Regions from separate parts of the Homo sapiens genome. Here region 2 is linked to region 1. A link is a contact called in ENCODE Hi-C data. All regions are on one chromosome and are shown on one strand. Each heading gives the region's core, a stretch centred on a gene start or an enhancer-like site at or near the end of the contact. The rest is flanking DNA. Distances are from core to core; before and after follow the strand shown.

The links. A loop is a pair of places that touch in the nucleus more often than their neighbours do. Pooled maps may share reads with other maps.
Region 2: a pooled map shows a loop between it and region 1 (2.5-fold over the local background). The contact joins two enhancer-like sites. A Hi-C loop is called at or near these places in 1 of 50 pooled maps.

Annotation. Positions count from the first base shown.
Region 1 is chrX:155,574,226-155,579,864 of GRCh38, forward strand. All of the region lies in intron 1 of TMLHE (trimethyllysine hydroxylase, epsilon), which reads right to left. Among named protein-coding and RNA genes, the nearest start is that of SPRY3, 36 kb to the right of the region's middle. Within about 2 kb of position 3,591, at least 2 of the 41 ENCODE cell types and tissues checked have a DNase peak (open chromatin) inside an H3K27ac peak, as active enhancers do.
Region 2 is chrX:155,630,146-155,635,784 of GRCh38, forward strand. The region is part of intron 1 of SPRY3 (sprouty RTK signaling antagonist 3); the gene reads left to right. Among named protein-coding and RNA genes, the nearest start is that of TMLHE, 20 kb to the left of the region's middle. RefSeq lists an enhancer at 2,453-2,502. Within about 2 kb of position 2,471, at least 3 of the 41 ENCODE cell types and tissues checked have a DNase peak (open chromatin) inside an H3K27ac peak, as active enhancers do.

The sequences.
Region 1 (5,639 bases), core at 2,341-4,840:
TCTGACATATCACTGGGGGTTTGGCAGACTACGTATATTTACAAACTGCACACTTGCTTATGAAAGGTCAGAGTGGATCCTAGATATGCACTTGTCCCTGGGAGAACATGAGTCCTTGTCCACACAGAAAGTAAGAGTGAGACAGGCTTGTAAACAGCCTGAACTTTGAATTTGTTTCCCATCCCACATGCAGATCCACTTTTCAAAGGGTAGAAACTTAGCCTTACTGGTTAAAGATTTTAATTGCAATCTCTGACCAACCATTAACTGACCACTAAGCTATGCTGATACAGAGGTAATATTGTCTAAAACGTCCAGTTTTCCTTAAAAAATATTAGACATGAGTGTGTATTCCATACATGGGGTGAAAACAGCAGTCAACAAAAACCATTTCTAGGGGCTCAGATGTTGCACGCAACAGACAAGGACAAAAAATGTACTCAAAGAACAAAAGAACAAAATAAACCATGTTTAATGAATTAAAGGAAATTAGGAGAACAATTACTTAGCACACAGAACATCAACAAAGAGACAGAAATTATAAAAAAAGAAAAATGGAAACTCTGGAATTGAAGGGTATAATAACTGAAATGAAAAATTCACTAGGGAGACTACACAGATTGCTCTGACAGAAGAAGGAATCAACAAGCTTAAAGATAGATTAATAGAGATAACTTGATCTGTAGAACAGAAAGAAAAAATTTAAGAAAAATGAACAGAGCTACAGAGACCTGTGGGATAGCACCGAACACAACAACCTGTATTAGTTTACTAAGACTACCATAAAAAAGTGCCACGAACTGGGTGGCTTAACCATCAGAAACATATTATCTCACAGTTCTGGAGGCCAGAAGTCTGAGACCATGTGTTGGTAATGTTGGTTCCTTCTAAGGGCTATGAGGGAAAGATATGTTCCAGACCACTTTCCTTGGCTTGTGGATAGCCATCTTCTCCCTGTCTTCACATCATTTCCCCTCTGCATGTATCTGTCTCCAAATTTTCCCTTTTTATAAGAATATAAGTTAAATAATTTCATTTTAATTTGATTACCTCTGTAAAGACCTTATCTTCAAATAAGGTTGCATTCTCAGATATAGAGGGTTATGACTTTAACATACGAATTTTGGAGGGACAAAATTCAATGCATATCGTAACATATGAGTCATTGGAGTCCAAGAAAAAGCAGAGAGACAAAAAGGGACAGACAAAATATTTGAAAATATAATTGTCAGAAATTTCCCAAACTTGATGAAAAATATTAATCTACACATCCAAGGATCTCAACGCCAAGGATGATAAACACAAAGAAATCTACATACTGAAAAATCACAATAGGCTGTTGAAAGCCAAAGAAAATAAGCAAGTTTCAAAGAAACAAAAGAAAAAATGAGCAAACCAAATCCAGCAGCACAATAAAAAGCTAATCCACCGCAATCAAATAGACTTTACCCCTGGGATGCAAGTTTGGTTCAAAATATGCAAATCAATAAATGTGATTCATCACATAAACAGAACTAAAAACAAAAACTACATGATTATTTCAATAGAAGCAGAAAAGGCTTTTGATAAAATTCAGCATCTGTTCATGTTAAAACAAATTAGGCACTGGAGGAAGATGCCTCAAAATAGTTAACAGCCATCTATAACAAACCCACAGCCAACATCATACTGAATGAGCAAAAGCTGGAAGCATTCCCCTTAAGAACCAGAACAAAACAAGGATGTCCAGTTTCACCACTCCTATTCAACATAGTACTGGGAGTCTTGGCCAGAGCAGTCAGGCAAGAGTAAGAGATAAAAGGCATCCAAATAGGAAGAGAGGAAGTCAAACTATCTCTGTTTGCAGATTATATAATTCTATACCTAGAAAACCCCATAGTCTCTGCCAAAACCTCCTAGATCTGATTTAAAAAAAAATCAGCACTTCAGCAAAGTTTCAGGATACAAAACTCAATGCACAAAAATCAGTAGCATTTCTATACACCAACAACATCTAAGCTGAGAGCCACATCAAGAGTGCAATCGCATTCACAACAGCCACAAGAAGAATAAAATACCTGGGAATACAGCTAACCAGGAAGGTAAAAAATATCTACAATGAGAATTACAAAACACTGCTCAAAGAAATCATAGATGACACCAACAAATGGGAAAACATTCCATGTTCATGGATAAGAAGAGTCAATATTGTTAAAATGGCCATACTACCCAAAGCATTTTACAGATTCAATGCTATTCCTATCAAACTACCAATGACATTCTTCACATAATTAGAAAAAAAATCTAAAATTCATATGAAACCAAAAAGTAGCCTGACTAGCCAAAACAATCGTAAGGAAAAAGATCAAAGCTGGAGGAATCACATTACTTGACTTTAAACTACACTACAAGGCTACTGTAAGCAAAGGAGCATGGTACTGGTACAAAAACAAAGATATAGACCAATGGAACAGAATGGAGAGCCCAGAAATAAAGTTGTGCACCTATAACCATCTGATCTTCAATGAAGTTGACAAAAGCAAGCAATGAAGAAAGGATTCCCTATTCAATAAATGGTGCTGGGATAACTGCTAGCCATATGCAGAAGATTAAAACTGGACCCCTTCCTTATACCATATACAAAAATCAACTCAAGATGGTTTCAAGACTTATAAATGTAAAGCCTAAAACTACAAAACCCCTGGAAGATAACCTAAGAAATACCATTCTGGACACAGGCCCAGTGAAAGATTTCATAACGAAGATATCAAAAGCAATTGCAATGACAACAAAAATTGACAAATGAGACCTAATTAAACTAAAGAGCTTTTGCACAGCAAAAGAAACTATCAACAGAGTAAATAGACAACACACAGAATGGGGCAAATATTTGCAAGCTATGCATCTGACAAAGGTCTAATATCTGGAAGCTATAAGGCACTTAAATTAACAAGCAAAAACCAAACAACCCCATTAAAGAGTGGGCAAAACACATGAACAGATACTTTTCAAAAGAAGACATACACATGGCCAACAAGCACATAAAAAAGTGCTAAACATCACCAAATCATTAGAAAAATGTAAATTAAGGCCTGGTGCAGTTGGCTCACACCTGTAATCCTAGCACTTTTGGGAGGCCAAGGCGGGTGGATTGCCTGAGCTCAGGAGTTTGAGACCAGGCTGGGCAATATGGTGAAACCCCATCTCTACTAAAAATAAAAAAAATTAGTTGGCCATGGTGGTGTGCACTTGTAGTCCCAGATACTCAGGGAGGCTGAGGCATGAGAGTTGCTTAAACCAAGGAGGCAGAGACTGCAGTGAGCTGAGATCACACCACGGTGCTCCAACCTGGGCAACAAAGCGAGACTCTGTCTCAAAAAAAAAAAAAATAGAAAAATGTAAATTAAAACCACAATGAGATACCATCTCACACCAGTCAGGTTCATAGTGGCTGATTAGATGTAGCTAGTATATGCCCCTTCCATGGAGATAATACTAACAGCCCAGCTCTCAAAGAACTATTAGGTTGGTGCAAAAGTAATTGCAGTTTTTGCCTTAACACATCCAGCCCTGGTGCCACTGCCACTGCTGCCACCACTGGCCAAGGAGGGAAAGAAGAGATCAGGCACTTTCACACACTCTGAGGACGAATCCCATCCCTGCTGCTGCTGCAGGCTGCTGTGAAACGAAAGAGAAAGAAAACCATGTAACACACAGGTGCCTGCCTATGTTGCTCCCACTGATAGTGGTCCCACCCTATATGGTGACAGGACTACAGCTGCTACCATTGAGAGCCCAGTCCCCAAAGAACTGCATCCTGCCCTGGGGCTAATGCTGCCACTGCCACCATCAGGCCCAGGAGGGAGATGGGGGAGGCCTGGCACTTTTACATGCCCCAAGGAAAAGTTGTACTAGTGCTGCTGTAGGCTGTAGGACCAAGGTATGAGCAGGCTGTGTGCCCCACAAGTGCCTGCTTGCACTGCTGACAATGACAATGGCCCCATCCTCCCAGATGGCAGGCCCACAGTGCAGCCACCACTGCCCCCACCTGAATATCCTGCCGGCAGCCTGGAGACAACCCTGCCCCTGCCTATCACAGCTATAGCCTGAATACACTAACCAGGGTCCCTGAGGGCAAGTACACTAACCCAGTCCTATGCCCCCAGTACTCAAGTATGCTATCCAGAGGCCTGGGGATCTCTCAGCCCAGTCCATACCAGTGGAACCTGAGTACTCTTCCCAGGGTCTGAAGTTGGGCTGACCCAACATACCAATACCACCACTGCTGGCAAACACCAACACATATCACCTGTGTGCCAGGAGATTGGCCCACCCAACCCATTGCTGCCACGGCAAAGACGAGCTTCAACCACATAGGTTGTAGGAGGATGCCCCATCAATGCTATTGCCATTGCCCACATCATGCCCACTGCACAGGGGCCTGAGAACCTGCCCATAAACCCGGCCAAACATTGTCACTGCTGACATCTGAACAAGCCACCCGGAGGCCCAAGAATTGGCCTGCCTTCACCTGTTAACACCAGAGCCAGAATACATGGCTCTGGGGTTCAAGGACAGGCAAGCTCAGCCCACTGCTGCCACCACTGGGGCCCCAAAACTGGCACACTTCACATCACAGCCCCAGAAAAACTTTGCCCTAGAAAACCCTAAAGACTTTCTCCAAAAAACTTGTAGAGTTGATTTCAGTAAACTTTCAGGAAACAAAATCAATATACATAAATTAGTAGCATTTCTATATGCCAGTAATTATCCAGCTGAGAAACAAATTAAGAAGGAAATCCCATTTACAATAGCTACAAAAAATAAAATAGTAAGGAATATATTTAACCAAGAATCTCTACAAGGAAAACTACAAAACACTGGTGAAAGAAATTGTACATGACAAAAATGGGGAAAAACATCCCATACTCATGGGTCAAAAGAATCAATATTGTTAAAATGACCATACTGCTCAAAGTAACCTACAGATTAAATTGCAATCCCTATCAAGGTACCCACATCATTTTTCACAGAATTAGAAAAAAATTATAAAATTCATATGTAAACAAAAAAGAGCCTGAATAGCCAAAGGAATCCTAAGCAAAAAGAACAAAGACGGAGGTATCTCATTACCTGACTTCAAATTATACTACAAAGCTATAGGAACCAAACAGCATGGTACTGGTATAAAAACAGGCACACAAATCAATGGAACAGAATAGAGAACACAGAAATAAAACCACATATCTACAACCAACTGGTCTTTGACAAAGGTGACAAAAACACACAATGGGGAAAAGACACCCTTTATTTTTCTTTTTCAACTTTTGTTTTAGAATTAGAGGTTACACGTGCAGGTTTGTTACAAAGGTATATTACATAATGCTGAAGTTTGGGGTATGACTAAATCTGTCACTCTGGTAGTGAACATAGTACCCAATAGGTAGTTTCTCAGCCTTTAGCCCCCTCTTTCTCTCCCACCTCTAGCAGTCCCCAGTGTCTGTCTATTGTTCCCATCTTTATAGGACATCATTTTCAATAAATGGTCTTGGGAAAATTGGATTGCCACATGCAGAGGAATGAAACTGGACTCCTATCTCTCACCACATAAAAAAATCAACTTAAGATGGAGTAAATACTTCAATATAAAACCAGAAACT
Region 2 (5,639 bases), core at 1,221-3,720, 55 kb after region 1:
TTTTGATGTCACCATTTACATATTTTAATATTGCATATCCCTTAACAAGTTATCATAGTTATTATATTTGATAATTTAGTCCTTCAATCGCCATACTAAACATATGAGTGATTTACATGCCACCATTACCATATTATTCTGAATTTGACTATGTCCTCACTTTTACTAGAGAATTTCATACTTTCAAATGTTTTCATGTTACTCATTAGAGTTCTTTCTTTTGCAGCTTGAATAATTCCCGTTAACATTTCTTGTATGACAGGTCTGATGGTGTTAAACTCCCTCAGATTTTGTTTGTCTGAGAAAGTCTTTATATTTCCTTCATTTCTGAAGGATAGTTTTGCTGGTATAGTATTATTGGTTGACAGTGGTGTTTTTTCTTTTCAGCATTTTGAATATATCATCCCATTCTATGCTGGCCTACAAGGTTTCTTCTGAGAAGTTCACTGCTAGGCATATTGGAACTCCCTTATATAATATTTGCTTTATTTTTCTTGCTGCTGATTTCAGGATCCTTTTTTTGTCTTTGATTTTTAATAGTTTGGTCATAGTATTCTTATTTGGATTGAATCTGATTGGAGACTTTTCACCTTCCTGTACCTGGAGATTTATATCTTTCTCCAGATTTGGAAATTTTTCTATTATTTCTTTGAATAAGCTTAGATCCCTTTCTCTTTCTCTTCCCCTTCATGAACCCCTATAATCTGAACATTTGCTCTTTTGATGCTATCCCATAAATCTCAGAAGCTTTCTTTATTCCTTTTTATTCCTTTTCTTTTTTCTCCTTTGATTGTATTTTTTTTTATTTCAACTTTTATTTTAGATACGGGGGTACATGTGCAGGCTTGTCACATGGGGATTTGTGTGATGCTGAGGCTTGGGGTACAGATCCTATCACTCAGGTAGTGAGCATAGTACCCAGTACGTACCTTTTCAACCCTCACCCCTCCTTCTCTCCCTGCTCCAGTAGTCCACAGGGTCTATTGCTGTCATATTTATGTCCATGTGTGCTCAGTGTTTGGCTCCCACTTTTAAGTGAGAATATGCAGTATTTGGATTTCTGTTTCTGTGTTAATTCACTTAAGATTGTGGCCTCCAACTGTATCCATATTTCTCCAAAGGACATAATTTCATTCTTCAATATGGCTGCATAGTATTCCATGTTGTATATGTACTGTATTTTTTTTATCCAATCTGCCATTGATGGGCACCAGGGTTGATTCCATGTCTTGGCTATTGTGAATAGTGCTGTGATGAATATATGAGTGCATGTGTCTTTTTGGTTTATGATTTATTTTCCTCTGGATATATACCCAGTAATGGAATTGCTGGATCAAATGGTAGCTCTGTTTTTTAAGTTTTTTGAGAAGTCTCCAGACTGCTTTCCACAGGGCTGGACTAATTTACATTCCCATCAATGGTGTATAAGCATTCCCTTTTCTCTGCAGCCTTACTAGCATCTGCTGTTTTTTTGACTTTTTAATAATAGCCATTCTGACTGTATATTTTTGAATAATCTTTCTTCAAATTCACATTCTTTCTTCTGTTTGATCAATTCAGCTGTTGATTCTCTCTATTGCATTTTTTATTTTATTAATTGCATTTTTAGTTATAGGATTTATTTTTTATTGTTAATTTTAATTTTTGTGGGTACATAGTTGGTGTATATATTTATGGGGTACGTGAGATATCTTGATACAGGCATGTAATGTGTAATAATCACAACAGGGTAAATGGGATATCCATCTTCTCAAGCATTTATCCTTTGTGTTATAAACAATACAACTACACTCTTTTACTTATTTTTAAATGTTCAATTTAATTATTATTGACAAAGTTATTAATATAGGTACACTTATTAGAGATTATGGATTTAGTGCATTAGCTTGTACAGAAGGAAGTAACTCTAACAGCTTCTTTGGCTAGTTGACTAAAATTTGGACTGAATGGCAGCCTACATTTAAATCAGTTGAGATGTTAGAACTTTCGTGACATAATGTAGAGGAAGGAATATGAAAGCTTAGGGAGATAGGAATGATGGAGTGAATTCATCATATGTGATTTCCACAGCCACCACACACACACACACACACACACACACGCACACACACACTGTATCCCCCAAGATGGCCCAGAAAATATTCCTTTCACTAAGGTTTTGAGAAATATATTAGTGAGAAGAGCACCACTGTATTAGTCGCCTAGTGCTACATTAACAAACCATCCTCAAACTTGGAAGATTAAAAAAAACATTTATTTAGATCACAAGTTTACAGATTGACCTAGTGGTTCTGCTGTCCTGTGCCAGGCTCAGCTTACCTTGACAAGACTCACTCATGCTTGTGACATCAGCCAGCAGGTCATCTGAGGGCTGGCTGGTCTTGAAAGAACTCAGCTTAAATGGCTCATCTCTATTCCCCATTGTTTTCTCATCCTCCAGCAGGCTAGCTTAGGGTTGTTTATATGACTGTGAATAAGGTTCCAAAAGAGAAAGTGAAAGTGTACAAGGCTCTTGAGGCGTGAGCTCAAAACTAGTGCAATGTCACTTCTGTCACATTCTATTGGTCAAAGCATGTTACAAGGCTAGACTAGATTCAAGGCATGGGGAAATATATTCTACCTCTTGATAGGAGGTTATTCGCCACAGAGCAAAGGAGCATGGATACAGGGAGGAGTAAAGAATTGTGGCCATCTATTCAATCTACTACAATCAGTGCCCTTGTAAAGTTCTGTGATGGTTGTCTTACGTAGGCCAGGTATGACAGTGGAAAGTTACAACACTGAGATGAGTGCCCTGATATCAGTCAGTATGTTGGTATCCCTGAGTAGCAGAGGCCAACTGTCAGCCCTTAACTACAAGAGATGAGAGTAAGTACTTTAACTGGAAATAAGGACAAAGTGATTATCACAATGTTTTGGTCCTCAACAATTTTTGATGGCAGCTAATTCATCACAGTGTCCTTTGGAATGAAATAGATGGGTAGATTACTAAAATGATATTTGATCTAAACAACAAGAATCTAGGTTTGATAGAAACTTGACTTGAATCACTAAAATGGAAATTCATGGCTCCTCAAACCCAGTTCTAAAACACCTAAAAAGTTCATAGACCAGGCCGGGCACGGTGGCTCACGCCTGTAATTCCAGCACTTTGGGAGGCCGAGGCGGGCGGATCACAAGGTCAGGAGATCGAGACCATCCTGGCTAACAAGGTGAAACCCCGTCTCTACTAAAAAAAAAAAAAAAAAAAAAAAAAAAGTTCATAGACCTAGAGCTCTGTGATCAAAGGAGAGGATAGGTCCCCTTGATGAAACACCCCGGAGCACTGCCATAAATATATACTGTAAACCTTATCCCAAACCTTCTCCAAAGGGACCTATAGCCATTTACCGTGGTGACAGCATAGGGAAAAGGAAATAGCCAGATCTTTTGGGGGATATTAGACACTAGCTCTGAATTGATGTTAATTTCTGAGAACCCACATTATTACACTGGTTCACGAGCTTAAATGTGGGCTTATGGAGGTAAGATGATAGTGGAGTTTTGACCTATGTTTGTGACAAGTAAATCAGATTACCCACCCTATGGTTATTCCCCCAAGCTCTTGAATATATAATTGGAGTAGACACATTCAGACAGTGGCAGAATCTTCACATTTGCTCTCTGATCCATGAAATGAGAGTTATTATTGTAGGAGGAGGCAAGTATAAGCCTCAAGAACTTCCCATTAGTAACAGAATAGTAAACCACCATGGTGAAACCCTGTCTCTACTGAAAATACAAAAATTAGCTGGGCGTGGTGGCATGCGCCCGTAGTTCCAGCTACTCGGGAGGCTGAGGCAGGAGAATTGCTCAAACCCAGGAGGCGGAGGTTGCAGTGAGCCGAGGTCACGCCACTGCAATCCAGCCTGGCGACAGAGCGAGACTCCATCAAAAAAAAAAAAAATCAGAATCTATCGCTTCGGTGAAGTTTTCTTGGGATCCAAAGGACAGGAGCATTTTGATATATCTTCTCACATGCCTTACCTGGATATTGTTACTGTTGAGTGCCTAGCCTGCCAAGATAGGAGAGGAACACTTGGAGAGAGCAAGCCATCCACCTGGTGACAAGTTGACTGCGTAGGATAGCCTCTATTAAGGAGTAGTAAATGATTTTTCCTCACTGAAATAGACACTGGCTCTGAGTATGGATTTACCATAATATTTCTGCTACCTTTATCATGTGTGGACTTGTGAAATGTCTTATGCACCATCATGATATTCTAATGACATTGATTCTTAATAAGAAACTCAATTCACAGCAAATGAAGCACAGAAATGGGCTTATACCATGGAATTCATTTGACTCACCATATACCAAATCACCCAAAGGCAGCTGGACTGACTGAACAATGGTTAGGCTGCTGAAGATCCAGTTGTGACATGAGTTGGGAGACAACTCCTAAATTTTGTAGGGTTTTGTTTTGTTGCATTATACTTGGCCAGATTATTTGTGTAAAGTGCAGCAAAAATAATTATTTTTTACATAGGTGTTTTAAATTAGCTTTGATGGAACTTTGTTCCATAGAAGGATCCTCAAACAATACTTTTTTAAAGCTGAGCCCAGCCATGGATTTGTATTATCAAATACCTGTGAGTTGGGTAAACTCCTCTCCTCTTGAGGTCGCAAGATAACTTAGGGCTCCTGGGCCTAAGTTATATATATATATTATATATGTACACTTTATATATATAATATATATAGTATATGTATAAAGTATATAAAGAGTTCTGGGGTACATGTGCAGAACATGCAGGTTTGTTACATAGGTATACATGTGCCATGGTGCTTTGCTGCACCCATCAACCCTTCATCTCCATTAGGTATTTCTCCTAATGCTCTCCCTTCCCCAGCTCCCCACCTCCCAACAGGCCCCAGCGTGTGATGCCCCCCTCCCATGTCCATGTGTTCTCATTGTTCAACTCCCACTTATGAGTGAGAACATGTTGTGTTTGGTTTTTTGTTTTTGTGTTAGTTTGCTGAGAATGATGGTTTCCAGCTTCATCCATCTCCCTGCAAAGGACATGAACTCATCCTTTTTTATGGCTGCATAGTATTCCATGGTGTGTATGTGCCACATTTTCTTTATCCAGTCTATCATTGATGGGCATTTGGGCTGCTTCCAAGTCTTTGCTATTGTGAACAGTGCCACAATAGACATACATGTGCATGTGTCTTTATAGTAGAATGATTTATATTCCATTGGGTATATACCCAGTAATGGGATTGCTGGGTCAAATGGTATTTCCAGTTCTAGATCCTTGAGGACTCTATTCATCTGACAAAGGGCTAAATATCCAGAATCTGCAAAGAACTTAAACAAATTTACATGAAAAAAACAAACAACCCCATCAAAAAGTGGGCAAAGGATATGAACAGACCCTTCCCCAAAGAAGACATTTATGCAGCCAACAAACGTATGAAAAAAGCTCATTATCACTGGTCATCAGAGAAATGCAAATCAAAACCATAATGAGATATCATCTCACACCAGATAGAATGGAGATCATTAAAAAGTCAGGAAACAACAGATGCTGGAGAGGATGTGGAGAAATAGGAACACTTTTACACTGTCGGTGGGACTGTAAACTAGTTCAAC